2 separate regions of the Homo sapiens genome follow, and region 2 is linked to region 1. The links are chromatin contacts, found by Hi-C or POLR2A ChIA-PET in ENCODE. All regions are on one chromosome and are shown on one strand. Each heading gives the region's core, a stretch centred on a gene start or an enhancer-like site at or near the end of the contact. The rest is flanking DNA. Distances are from core to core; before and after follow the strand shown.

The links. A loop is a pair of places that touch in the nucleus more often than their neighbours do. ChIA-PET counts read pairs that join two places held with the same protein, here RNA polymerase II (POLR2A). Pooled maps may share reads with other maps.
Region 2: a pooled map shows a loop between it and region 1 (9-fold over the local background). The contact joins the enhancer-like site here to the promoter of VMA22 in region 1. A Hi-C loop is called at or near these places in 9 of 50 pooled maps. POLR2A ChIA-PET finds 5 or more read pairs at or near these places in 2 of 52 experiments (CD4-positive, alpha-beta T cell and activated CD4-positive, alpha-beta T cell).

The regions. Positions count from the first base shown.
Region 1 is chr2:130,338,564-130,345,550 of GRCh38, reverse strand. It overlaps VMA22 (vacuolar ATPase assembly factor VMA22), which reads left to right and starts at 3,387. Exons shown (of 5, transcript NM_032357.4): 1 at 3,387-3,536; 2 at 3,607-3,710; 3 at 3,802-3,884; 4 at 4,512-4,643; 5 at 6,319-6,987. The coding sequence starts at 3,426. The coding sequence ends at 6,431. It overlaps IMP4 (IMP U3 small nucleolar ribonucleoprotein 4), which reads right to left and starts at 2,654. Exons shown (of 9, transcript NM_033416.3): 1 at 2,616-2,654; 2 at 2,357-2,465; 3 at 839-922; 4 at 66-175. The coding sequence starts at 2,618. RefSeq lists enhancers at 2,622-2,791, 2,922-3,471.
Region 2 is chr2:130,822,037-130,829,023 of GRCh38, reverse strand. No RefSeq gene overlaps it. Among named protein-coding and RNA genes, the nearest start is that of ARHGEF4, 11 kb to the left of the region's middle. RefSeq lists enhancers at 2,759-3,334, 4,357-4,516, 4,677-4,726, 4,489-5,066, 5,067-5,642 and 2 more. Within about 2 kb of position 4,208, at least 3 of the 41 ENCODE cell types and tissues checked have a DNase peak (open chromatin) inside an H3K27ac peak, as active enhancers do.

The sequences.
Region 1 (6,987 bases), core at 2,138-4,637:
GTGTACAGTCAGGACTGGGGCTGTGTGTCCTGGGTGTCTCTCCCTCACTCCCTGCTCACCAGTACCTTTGCAAACATCTTGAGGCGGGAACTGGGGTCTCGGGAGGTAGTGATCATAACCTTGGGATCCTCGACTCCTGCCCATCGGTATTCATCATCCACGTGGCTGGTCACACCTGTCAGGAGCACGAGGGGCAAGAACATGACAGTCTTGGGAATGAAATGCTAACTTCGGGGCAGCCAAGACCGCCTGGATGTCGCTGTCTGCCGAAGCCTTCAACAATAGGAATGCTCCACATGCACACCGGGCAAGAGGGCAGCCTCCAACTACTCTGGCTGCTGAGCACAAGCGTGGCTGAGAAACAGAATCTTTTGTTTAATTGTAGTTTGCTTAAGCTATATTAGTCACATGGGGCTAAGCAGCTACTCCATTACACAACGAAATCCACACTCTGCTAAGGCCAACGGTGACAAACTCTTTTCCCTCGTAACAAATATCTATAATGTTTGGGATTCCTTTCTTGTTTCTTGAATAATGCAGTGAATAAACGTATGGGCACCAATAATGTGTGAGGGACACTGTCTTTCCCCAGCAGGCACTCCAGTGGGGGAGGTAATTAACAAGCCAGGTGCAGAGTCAGTGAGGCACTCCCATGTGTGCCATGTAAGTGGGACAGGGCACACTCAGGGAGAGCCCTGCAATGCCATCTGTGCAGTGACAAGGGCATGGGGGACAGTTCCAGGAGCAGTTTCCTCTGATGGGATGGTGCCCGGTGTGTCTGAGGAAGGACTGGAGACCTGCCAGCTCAGTGTTGGGGAGGGCTACCTTGTATAGTTACCTTCACCTCCAGCATCATCAAACTCCAGGGACCCCTGTAAGGCCAGAGCCTCTCGGCGTAACTCAGTGGGAATCAGGCGGTTTTCTGCAGAGGGAAGAGAGAGGGGCTGAGTGAGTCACAAGCATGGAGACCTCAGCTCATCCAATACACCACAGCTTATTAGCCTGCACATGCTTGAAATAAAAATACCTCAGCCCTTTCTGAGCTTGGATAAAGCATGGATAGAGGTGACAAAACTTTCTACAGGCCAACCCCCATAAACAGTGGTTACTAGGACTTCATTTTCTTTAGTCTCATGACTTGAGGACTTTCTAAAATATCTTAATGTACTGTATTGCTTTTATAATCAGGTAGAAATCTAAACATCGATTTTTTTTTTTTTTGAGACGGAGTCTCGCTCTGTCACCCAGGCAGAGCAGTGCAGTGGTGCCATCTCGGCTCACTGCAAGCTCCGCTTCCTGGGTTCACGCCATTCTCCTGCCTCAGGCTGGCGAGTAGCTGGGACTACAGGAGCCCGCCACGGCGCCCGGCTAATTTTTTATATTTTTAGTAGAGACGGGGTTTCACCGTGTTAGCCAGGATGGTCTCGATCTCCTGACCTCGTGATCCACCCGCTTCGGCCTCCCAAAGTGCTGGGATTACAGGCGTGAGCCACAGCGCTCGGCCTTAAAAATTACTTTTGAAAAGAAATATAGACTGTTCTGTACGTATGATGGTGGACCAGAGACCTTTAAGCTCTCAGACAGCAAAACCGTTGGTCACGATGCCCACAGCGCTTCGAAGGCATGGCTTCAGCGGGCCCTGGACCACAGGCTGCCTACCGCAGAGCACAGCGCTCCAGGTGCGCACTCGGGGCCAGCACTGTTCCCCACGGAGCTCAGAGGAACTCCTGCAGGGAGGATGGGCAGCGCAGTCTGCAGCACCAGCGCTATCCAGATAGTCTTTAGAGAGAATTTCTTTTTTTTTTTTTTTTTGAGACGGAGTCTTGCTTTTTTGCCCAGGCTGGAGTGCAGTGGCAGGATCTCGGCTCACTGCAACCTCCGCCTCCCGGGTTCAAGCGATTCTCCTGCCTCAGCCTCCTGAGTAGCTGGGATTACAGGCGCGTGCCACCACGGCCGGCTAATTTTTGTATGTTTAGTAGAGACGAGATTTCACCATGTTGGTCAGGCTCGAACTCCTGACCTCATGATCCGCCCGCCTCGGCCTCCCAAAGTGCTGGGATTACAGCAGTGAGCCACCGCTCTAAAGAGAATTTCTACAGGACAAGATAAAGTCTTTAAAACTTGGGACGAACTTGACACACTGCACACAGCGGGCAAGCTGCAAAACCCGGGTACTGCAACGTCAGTGACAAGTAATTAATACCATCACACGGAAGAAACACTCTCAAAACCAACAGGAGAACCCAATGGGCAAGGAAAACGGCCGGCAAGCATTTGGAAAGACGCTCGGATATTCGAACACAAATGCGTGCCGGGGTGGTTTACCACGCAGACGCCCGCGGGGCCGATGCCTTACCTTCCAGCGCGCGCCGCAGCCGCTCCTTCCTCTCCTGGGCTGAGCGCTGCGCCTCCTCCCGGGCCTTGCGGTACAGGTACTCGCGGCGCAGGCGGGCCTCGCGGCGCAGCTGTGGGAACAGCAGGCCCAGTCACTCACTACTCGCTCCCGAGCCCCGGAACCCCGGAGCCCCGGAGCCGCTGAGCCTCCAAGTCCCCAGAGCCACATCCCCAGCACTTCACGCGCCCCGGACCTCCGAAACAGGAGCTCATTCTCCTACCATCTTGAGTGCCGCTTCCACGTGGGTCCGGGAGAATCTGTGGGCTCCTCCAGCGCGACACAGTCCTCACTTCCGCCCTCAACCAAGATGGTCCCTTAGACGCTTCACTGGTGCCTGCAGCTGTGGGGAATGCCCTATGTTAAGATGGCGAATAGGGCGGGGACATCTCAAGGCGATTGGCCATTCCGGCAGGGCGTTCTCCTTGGGATAACCGATAGACTGGATACAGAATGTCACACGTGACTTAGGACCGCAGCTAATAAATATGTCCGCCCAGGCTTCTCCATCCTCGTCCTCCCCCCACCACCGCCGTGCAGAATGCAGTTTTCAGATGACGAACCGCTAAAACAATCATAATTAGCGGCTGGAAACAGTTCAACTGTAAAAACCGCACACCGACTGAAGGTTGCTTGCCGGCTCCTTTCCAAATTAACTTTAAAACCACTCTTCCCTCAACCAAAATGGTTTCTGTAGAGCTTCGCCTTCTTCCATCGCCACAACAGTGGCGCGACTTCTAAGATTCGGCAGCTTCCGGAAGGACTCAGAACCACCTATAACCCTAGCCGACAGTTCAGCAGGCTGATCCACTTGGGGGCTAATTGGAGAAACCAGTTGATTGGTTGCTTCCGTGCTGCTTCTCTAAGGGCGCTTGCCCTTAAAGAAGCTGACCCAGAGGCCTTGGTGCTGCCGGCGTGGGGATCCCCAGATGGGAACGCCCCTTGATGGAGGATCTCGTGTGCCTATTGGCTGTCCTGCCAAACTGCGGAGGGTGACAAGGAAGAAGGTGGCTCCAGATCTGGAGGTGTGTCCATGGCGGCGCTTGACCTGCGAGCGGAGCTGGATTCGCTGGTCCTGCAGCTGCTTGGGGACCTGGAGGAGCTGGAGGGGAAACGAACGGTGTTGAACGCCCGGGTGGAGGAGGTAGGCGCCTGGGGCGGGCAGGAGGGTACACGGGCGTAAACTGAGTCTCACCGCTTTCCTCTCCCTGCAGGGCTGGCTCTCGCTCGCCAAGGCTCGCTACGCGATGGGCGCCAAGTCGGTAGGGCCCCTGCAGTATGCTTCCCACATGGAGCCCCAGGTCTGCCTCCACGCCAGGTGAGGAAGCTTCCATGCTGGGCTGGGTGGGCGGGCGGGCGCGTTCTAGGCCCGGGCTGCCAAAGCTCCATCCTCCCTTCTCGTCCTTCAGCGAGGCCCAGGAGGGACTCCAGAAGTTCAAGGTGGTGAGAGCTGGTGTCCACGCCCCAGAGGAGGTGGGGCCTCGCGAAGCAGGTGAGCCCCCTCTTCCTTCTGCAGAACCCCTTCCCAGTGTCAAAGACAAAATGCAAATTATGGAGATGATTTAAATTAGGTTTTTGCGATAAGAGAGAGCATCCCAGAGCAGAAGAACAGAATGTTTTTGTAGGGTGGTTTTGCCTTAGACTTTTATAGGAAGTAGAGAAATTGTTGGTGAGTTGCTTTACACTGGGAATAGATTTACAATCACATACATTTCAGTCAGCTGAACAGAAAATATTTATCTGTGTGTCTAGCTAGTTTCAGAGGGACAAACTTCTAATCCCAGTTAATCATCCTGAGACAAAGAATGGGGAGTTGGAACGTCTATGTCTGGTCTGTTGGCATGTTCAGGTACAATGGGTAAGATCAGTGTCACAGGCAAACAGGGTCATCAGTGGGTCTTACAGGAGTCACGGGAAAGAGTGGACAAACAGTCTCATCTGAATCACAAGGGGAAAGGCTGTGTTTTGTGGTAAGCTGTTTCCTGGAACCCCAAAGTTGGAATTTTCCAACCAACAGTGTTTTATAGAATCATGAGCTCAGATCAAGCTCAACATTGTCACCAAGATGATAAAGGTCAGGGAGTAAGATCCCAGCCTCCTCCAACCTTTCTTTCCTCAGGTCTGCGGAGGCGCAAGGGCCCCACTAAGACCCCAGAACCGGAGTCCTCTGAGGCCCCTCAGGACCCCCTGAACTGGTTTGGAATCCTAGTTCCTCACAGTCTACGTCAGGCTCAAGCAAGCTTCCGGGATGGTGAGTGGACCGTGTTGTTTGGCTCTGTGGCCCTCAGACCCTCTATCCACAGGGAACACTTGAGCACTGCTGCCATGGCTGGGGTTAGTCTGTGAAAGGCTTTGCAGGTTTTCCTCCATCCAAACTTCCGTTGTACACCCATTATTTTTTCCAAAAGCATTTACTGGTTGTTGGCAGCATTCGGGTTCATGCTAGCTGCTGGGGATACAGCAGGGAACAAAAGAGACAAACACTTTTCATGTAATGTTTAGAAGCAGACAAAGGCAACGTGCAAATAAGTAGGCCCTTAACATAAGTCAGGCTGTGAAAATTGTTATGAAAAACACATAATGGAGTGGGACAGGAGTGGGCCAGGGGAGGTCTCTCTGAGGAGGTGAAGGAAAAGCTTTGTGGGTGATTTTGGGGAACAGTGCTCTAGATGGAGGAACCAGCCAGGACAAAAGCCCTGAAGCCAGATATATCTGGTATGTGCCGAGGCCGGTGGCCTAGAGTGGAGTCAGGTGATGTAAGCCCTGATGAAGACTGTGGGACCCACAGAGAGGCTCTGAGCAGAGGATGGTGCAACTGGCTGTACAGGGTCACAGGAATGCTTGGGTGCTGGGCGGGGACACAGAGCAGAGGGAGGAAGTAGGTGTCAGGGAGCAGCCAGTGTGAGAAGCAGATAGCGTCACTGGAGGAGGAGGTAAGTGGTGGGAACCTGCACAGGTTTTAAGAATAGAAGCCCCAGAATTTGCTGACAGATAAGATATGGGAGTAAGGGAAGGAAAGGAGTCCAGGAGAGCCTGCGGTCTCCACCCAGAACCCCTGGGAGGATGGAGCGACCCTCACCTGCTGTGGGCAGCTGAGAGGATTCCAGAAGGCAGGAGTTGGTGTGGTCTGTGTGGTATCCACCGACGCCCTGCTGGAGAGTCTGAGTGGGCACTTGGGCACATGTATCTGGAGTTTGGGAGAGGCCTGGGCTGGAGAGAGATTTGGGAGTCCACTGCATAGCACTGGTGTTTAAATTCCAAAGTTTTTGACACAAACACTGGTTTAAAGCTGAGATAGGATGAGATCAGCAGAGGGCCTGGGGAGTATGGACGGGAGGTGAGGGAGAAGAGGGGAGAAGCCAGTCAAGGAAACTGAGGAGCAACACCTGGGGGCAGGTGTCCTGGAGGCCAAGAAGAGAAAGTGTTTCCTGGAGCGAGTGATCCAATGTGTGGTCAGCCCTGCTGCTGAACAGGAGGCCGAAGACGAGAGCTGCCCGGAGGACTGGGCAGCAGCTGTTCCAGCAGAGACATCAGCAAAAGCCATCTAGAGGTGGATCCAGAGTGTGGACTAACAGAGAAAAGAAGTGGAGGGAGAGCAGGTGAGGGCAGAGAGATGCTGTAATAATGGGGGAAGGAAGGAAATGAGGGCATGAAATGGTATTACTATCTGTGAATTTTTAGTTCCTGGTGGGTGATATAATGGGTCCAGGAAGTCTAAGGAGGTGACATTTTAGCAAAGACCTGAAGGAGGTGTAAGGCCTCAGAGGTTCTGGAGCAGCCAATGCAGGGCCGTACCTGGAATGTTTTGGGACAAGTGTGGGGGGCAGAGAGGCCTGAAGCCTTTCCAATTTCTGGGGATATCCAGATCCTCCTGGGTCGTGTGTTACACTACAGATACCATGGTGACCTTCTCTCCTTTCCTCCAGGCCTGCAGCTGGCCGCAGACATAGCCAGCCTCCAGAACCGCATTGACTGGGGTCGAAGCCAGCTCCGGGGACTCCAAGAGAAACTCAAGCAGCTGGAGCCTGGGGCTGCCTGACATGCGCGCAAAGAGGCAGGGCAGCGAGCACAGCTGTTCTCCGACATGGCTACGTGATCTCAGGCCTTCTTCCTTCACAATTAGCTCTTGCCCCTACCCCACGCCAGCTAATGCCCCTTCTGTGTCCCTGCTCTGCATGTTTCCATTTTCCTTAGGTGTGAAGTTTGAAGAGGCAAACAGTAATTTTGAAAGCCACTACTTTGAAACCATTCTAAGGCCTGAGTTCCCATAGGACACACTCACATAGGCAGGTACACGTTAGTCAACAATTGGAACTGCCTCTTGGATCACTCAGCTGTGCTTTCATGGCTGGATGATGGAACACTGTGCGAAGAGAGATGGGGGCCAGGAAGTAGCGCTTCATGCTTAGTACATCCTCCAAATTGTCTTTGCTGGAGGAGAAAACCGTACTCAGCCAAAAGATCAGGACAATATGACTTGAGTCCACAAGGACACAAACACCTGAGTAGCTGGGCAGCCCTTGGCAGGGTCTAAGCCAGGAAGTAAAAATGATCTGGCCTAGATATTTAAGGGAACTCTAGGAAGAGGCCTAGGT
Region 2 (6,987 bases), core at 2,959-5,458, 480 kb before region 1:
CTGAAATGAGGCCCCACCTGCCACAGAGGAGGCCTCAGAGCTCACAAGTCCTCAGAAACCAGGTTTAGGAGGAGCAGGTGCCACCATGGGCACGGGGAAGGCTGGTGCCAGGAGGTGGAAGGAGCTGCATCAGAGAAACACTTGAATCCATCTTGCAAGTGCTCTTTGAAAGTGTCTTACAAGTGCTGCCTAGGAACGTGTCTTTTGGATGCAGACAGCTGAACAAGCCCCTCAACCTGACCCACCGAGGCACAGAGGCCTGCAGCAGCAGCAGCCAACTCCCACACTGCCCCATCAGCCCTGCACAGATCCCAGCCCCCGCTGCCTCAATCATCACCTGACCAGAAGGGGTCCCATGGTGCAATGGCTAGCACTCTGGACTCTGAATCATCCATCACCTGACCCCCAGGTGGGCGTCATTGTCTGAAAACACACCCAAATGACAGGCTGAGCTCCCTGGGCCTGGGCACCTCCCCTGGCACAATGGAGGCCTCCCACTCCATTATCAGACATGTTCTGAATCAGGCCCTTTGGCGGACAAATATTCAAGCCAACCCCTGAATAAACAGGAGCCACATCTGCTGTTCCCTCAGAGGGCTCCCGGTCAAACGGGAGGCAAACACCCTGCAGGGGCCCAGAGGCCTTTCTAGAGGAGGTGGCCTGCCCCCACAGATGCTCGAAGTGACACAGATGCACACAGTGTGCACACACGTGCAGGACATACCCCCTTCCCCAACTGCCTGGCCTGCACACTTGGCATTTCCAGATTTCTAGGAAGTGATGGCTCTGTGCATCCTGAGCCAATCCAGCTCCGAGCCTCCAAGGCATCCTGGTGATGGGCAGCTGGAAGCTCTGCCTCTGAGGCCTTCACACACCCACCTTCGGTCAAACTTGCTTCTGCTGAGGAACTTGGTGTGTCTTCCTTCTGGGCAGGAGGTCACATTTGAGAGCACAGGAGCAGTGCCTGCCCCCCGGGAATGTGGCTCTGGGTAGAATTGCAGGCTCAGGGGTTTTGGGCAGGAGAGCACCAACCGTGCCACACCCACACAGACACGGTCACTGGGGCCCTGCAGCAGGGACGACCGCACTTCCCAAAGGGCTGGGAAGCCATGTCCAGAGGAGGCCATGCTCTAGCTCCCTTGGGCAGGGCTGGCTGCAAGGAGGGTGAAGTTGGGCATCTTGAACCCAGAGAAGTAGAGGACTCAGCACCAGCACAACCAGCTCGGCGCATTAATACACATTCCTCTCCCACCTCTCCCCAAGCCTGAAAAAACCTCAAACCAGCCTCTATGCAGCTCCCTGAGGTCATGACTCACGAACCATGCTCGGGGCAGGGAAAAGAAAAGCATCCGAAGTCTCTGGCCAACACCGCAGACTGTTCAAAGGGAAAGAAAAAAAGGAATGCAAAAGAAGAAAGGAGGAAAAAGAAAGAACCAGCAGAGTCTTTATTTGGGAACAATGGGGACCTTCTTTTCTGTCTTTGCTGTGGGAAGCCCCCAGCGAGGAGCAGAGCGGGGGCATCTCAGGGAGCCCCCACATCTTTGCCTCCACCCTTATCCCCTACCCAGAGAAGTCATCGGGGGTCAGGACAGTGGAGGAGGAGCCACGAAGGACAAGCACAGGCCTGGTAGGGAAGGGTTGTGGGCGTGCCAGGGCTGCAGGAAGGACCCTGGGGGCTCAGCTGAGGGAGATGTGCCTCTTTGGGGGCTGCCTGCGGCGGGTGGGAGATGGGGTCTGCAGTAGTCTGGTGTGCAGGACCCTTTCCCTCAGCCTTCCCTGCCCCTCCTACTGATCAGTCAGGCTGGGAATACCCTGCTTTCTGCCCCAGCTCCTGGAGCAGGGGCTGCTGCGGGATGTCTGGGTCAAAGGTGACTTTTAGCAAGGAGAGAGGACCACAGCCAAGGGTGGACAGGTGAGGATGTGTTCCTGGGAGCTAGCCTTTGAGTCAAGGTCTGCACATGAGGAGGAGTCAGTGACAGCAGGACTCCCCGGCTGGGTGGGGTCCCTCAGGTGTGGGGTCCCTTGGGTGCAGAAAGGAGCTGGCCACAGGGGCACTAAGGGATGTGGGCTCTGAGGCCTGGCCAGAGCTGGCTGTGGGGCTCAAGGAAAGTGACTGACCCTTCTGTGCCTCTGTTTACTCACCTGTAAAACAGGGCAGCCATGTACCTGCCTTCTGGGCTGCTGTGAGCCCAACCAGGTGAACGTGTGTGGGGGCTGCGGCAGGAGCTGCAGTGGCCCAATTCAGCCCCTCCTCACGGCCTGGCCGGAGTGAGTGTTGATGAAAGAGTTAATGGCAGTCAGCTTTGTCTACGACCATACCACCCTGAACACGACCGATCTCGTCTGATCACGGAAGACAGTCAGCTTTGACACCCAACTTGCTGCCAGTGGCCACCTCTGGGGAGAGGCTCTTCCCTGCACACACCTTTGTGTGTCTGCATTCACTCATTATTGCTTTAATGATAAGTGGCACCAGTACGAGGAAGTGGGACCTGCTGCTGACCATGCGGGATCGTCCCAGCTCATGACTGGCCCTGGGCTTCTCCCAGGGACCTGCTCCACCATCTTCTTCCCATCCAGAATCCTTGGCCTCGCCCAGCAGCCCTCCGATGGGCGTGATAATGGCAGGAGGATTTATTAAAACCGGGGGTTGGGGGTGCTTCCTGCCTCCTGTCGCTGCAGTGAGGCTCAGAAAGTGAGCAGGTGAGGCGAGGAACATGCGGCTCGCATCACTGCGACATCAGCGTCATTTCGCACAGTTCTGTGTCTGCGCTGGCCCTAAGTTATCAGCTACCCCTGCCAAGCGGGTTCCTCCAGGGAGAGTGACATGTCATCCATGCTGGTGCATCCTGCACCTGCGCCACGCAGGTTGTGACACAAAGCCAGGGTGATGGCGAGTGTGGAGCGGTCCTGGGGGCTTCCAGGGTGCGGCAGCAACAGAAGTGGAGCCTGACCCGTGGGGCAGGGCCCCCGAGGAGAGACCGAGAGCACCTCAGACTCCCGGCTCACGGGAGAGGACCCTAAAGGGGGACACGGGGGCAGCAGGCCAGCCTGGGAGCCAGGGCCAGGCTGGGGCGGGGAGAGGATGGCTGGGCCGGAAGGCGCCAGTCTCCAGGGTGACGCTGGTCTCAAAGCAAGAGGCCAGAATGGGCTTTTGTGTGCAGCAGATGGGGGGAGTGTGTTCCCAGGGGAGAAAGGGGTGGAGGCAGGAGCGGGCAGCAGGAAAGAAAGGACCATAAAACATGGCAGGGATGCCCGCCTTGCACCCTCACTAGGCAACAAATGGCTTTTACCCCAGGCCTAGGCCAGGGGCTGCACGCTCTGAATAGGGGACTGACTGGGGGCTCTGGGGCCTGAGAGAAGCACCCCATTGGGGTGGAACAGGTTTGCAGGCCTGCAGCCTTGTTCCCACGGCAGGACCTTCTCCCTCCTGGGTGAGAGGCAGGAGACGGCCAGGTGTAGTCGAAGGAAGAGTGATTCAGAGCCAGAAGCCCAGTTCTCTGAGCTGCAGACTCACCCTGCACTGTGGGCCTGCCCAGGCTGTGGATTCTGTGAATTCTGTGTCCCATCTCAGGGGCAGGCCTGGCTCTGAAGGGGAGCATTGGTTCTCGGGGGGTGGCCCTGCCTGACCCTGGCCCCACCTGTCTGTGTTTCAAGGTGAGGCCACTCGGGGTGGGCGAGGGCTCCTTTGATGGGCAGACAGCATGAGGGAGGGCGTCTTTTGAGGGGGACACTGCAGCGGGGCAGTGTCCTGCATGCTAGGCCTGGTGCCCACACATACCCGCTTTCTGAAAAAGGGGCTGAGGAGCCTGCCTGTGGGGAGGAGGTGAGGACCCCTCAGAAACCTCCAGGATTTCTCTCAGACCCCAGCGAAAGGCTTGTGCTGGGCCAGCCTTTGTGGGATGGGGGTCCCAGCCCCATCTCCCTTGTAGGATAGGCTGCAGGCTGAGCCAGAGCTCAGTGCTTTGGTGCAAAACCTGGGCAGGGGATGGGCAGGCAGCCCTGCAGCATGGCCCACCCACCACAAGGTGACCCCTGAACATTGCACCCGGAGAAGCTTCATCCTGTGACCTATGCCAGCCTGTGGGATGGACACTGGGTCCCTGTGCTTGGGACCCAGGCCAAGGAAGCTCTGAACAATGGGATATGCAGGGAGAAATCAGTTCGCAGACCCGCGGTGCCTGGCTCCTGGCCACTGCGATTGTGTGCCTGTGTGAGACGCCTTTACAGAGGGCACAGTGCATGCATGCATGTGTGTGTGTGTGTGTGTGTGTGTGTGTGTGTGAATCACTCCTGCTTACATACAAAACCTCAGAGCTCAAGCAAAACAAAAAGACTGAATGAGACCCATCCCACGAGGGGCACTTGAGAGCCTTTGCCTCTTGGTGACTCATCTCCCACAGGCAGCAGGAAACAAAAGAGATTCAGGGGTTTCCCCACAGTGTGTGTTTACGTCATTGTGAATCAATTATCTTCCACATGAAACATCACAATTTTCAAAATAGGAAGCAGTTTAGCAGATGTGTGTGAGTTCACAAGAACCTTTGGTTTTCACTGAAGAAACAGTCCTGGTGGATGGGCTGTAGCTGCCTGGGATGTCCTGTTCTATGTGTGTGTGCAGGCCCTTTGGGCAGCGTGGGGTGCTGGCCGCAGAGTGCACTGAGCTGGGACAGCTAGGCGCTGGCTGACCCTGTGACGGCTGCTCTCCAGGGGCCCAGATGCGTGGGTTCCCACTGTAGGCCAGGGACGGAGTAGCACTTCACCTGCTTCAGTGGCCCATTTCACAGATGAGGCCACAGAGGCTCAGAAATTACCCCCTCCAAAGTGTCAGGATTCAAACTGCATGAAGAGAGGTGTTTGCTGAATCCAAGAGGGGGCAGTCATGGGGATCTCTTGGGGGTCAGCCAGGTCACTGAGGCCCAGTGTGGCTGTGTGTGGCCATGGGGGAGTGCAGCTGGGACTGAGTGGTTGGAGGAAAGGCCCAGGGCATGTCCCCGCCCGACTACAGGAACATGCTGGGCAGGCGGGGACTGCAGGGCCAGGGCCAGCCTGTGGTTGTGACTGTAAGTCCCCCTCACCTGGGATCTGGGACCACAGGCCTCCCACATGGTCTCAGAAGGTCCCTTGGGGAACGGGGGGATTGAATGGGCGTTGTGAGTGAGCAAACGTGAAGCAGGGACTCCGGGCCTGACAGCGCTGGCTGCTCTCTTGGCCATCCTCCCCAGATGTACCGTCCCAGGTGTATTAAGTCCGCAAATCCAGGAAATGGCAGAGCCAGGACTTCCCCGGGCCCAGGGTGACCCCAAAGGCTCATAATGTGGTGCTAGAGACCAAGGGGAGTGACACCAGCTCAGGCACTGGGAGCATCACAGTGAGAGGCAGGCGGCACAGACCTGGCAAAGGAAGACAGAGCTAAGGAGAGGCCGGCCTAGCTCCCCACACAGATGTCACCTGGAAATGTGGTGACAACTCCATGACCCAGCAGGAGGAATTCTGGCCCCTGCACAGGAAGCTCAGAGCCAGAGGGGCCACCAAGGGGGTTTTCTCTGCTCCCTCGCAGCCAGACCCCAGTGTCTTCCAGGGGAGGGCAGCCCTAGTGGTCTGTCCACCCAAAGCCTGCCCCAGGCTGTCTGTCAGCAAATCCTGCCCAAGTGTTGGCTGGTGGCTTTCAGGGCTGCCCCACAGCCACCTGCTACTCTCATCCTCATTGGCAGCTGCAGCCTCCAGGGATTCCACACCCTCCCCAGCAGACAGATTCCAAGGGTACCAACTGTCCACAGGAGCCAGATTGGCCATCCCTTCCTAGCCTCTCCCTGCCCCTGAGAGTAAATCCCTTCCTCAATCCCACCCCCAAACTCTGCGTGCCTGCCCCACAGGTCCAGCAGTGCCTCACGGGGCAGACACCCAAGAACACCGTCCAGCCGGGAGGACACATCTTCATCTCCTTGGATAGGCAGGTGGGCCAGGCCCACCCTGAGCTGAGGCCTGAAGGTGCCGGAGGAAGAAGAAAGCTGCCCTGGGGTGGAGCGGAGGCTGCTCCTCAGAGCAACACAGCCCAGGTAGGTCAGGGTCCTACAGTGTCAGCTGGCATCCCACTGGGGCCTGGACGCTGACAGACCAGCAGGGCATGCAGGCCGAGGGCACCCATGGCTGTGGCTGAGACCCCTCGGTGTAGATGGCTTTCCTCCAGTTGGAGTCTGAGCCACCACTGGAAGCCAGGGCTTGCCAAGGGCGGGGCCCTGCTCAGATGGGTGGGCTGCATTAGAGTGCGCACACACTCACAGGCAGGGGTGCACACGCCTCATCACCTGAACCCAGGACACTGTGGAAGGTGCAAGTTATTACACTGGGACCTCAGATGCCAACTGAGTGTGCTGGGACCAGGGTGCCTGGCCCCCGCTTATAGACCTTCTCTTGGCATCTGTTAACTCTTAGTTAACAAATAATCTCAACAGTGATCTAGGACATTTAGTTTTCCAACAATAGCAGGGGAATTCCTTCCCACTGCTCTCCCTCTCTCCCTTCTTCCCTGCTGACTTGAGGCCCCAGCTCAAGGAGGGCGAAGACACCAGCCTTGCGCTTGATGGTAACCCCGCTTGGCTAACATTCTTCCCTGCTGACTTGAGGCCCCAGCTCAAGGAGGGCGAAGACACCAGCCTTGCGCTTGATGGTAACCCCGCTTGGCTAACATTCTTCCCTGCTGACTTGAGGCCCCAGCTCAAGGAGGGCGAAGACACCAGCCTTGCGCTTGATGGTAACCCCGCTTGGCTAACATTCTTCCCTGCTGACTTGAGGCCCCAGCTCAAGGAGGGCGAAGACACCAGCCTTGCGCTTGATGGTAACCCCGCTTGGCTAACAGTCACCTGTTAGCAGGTAACCCATGTCCACGGGTCAGCCTACCCGGGGGCTGCCCTACTGGGGTTTGGGGGCAGTGCGGGTGTGTCTGCCCTAGCAACAGCTGGCCTCTCTCCTGGCCCTCCTCATGCA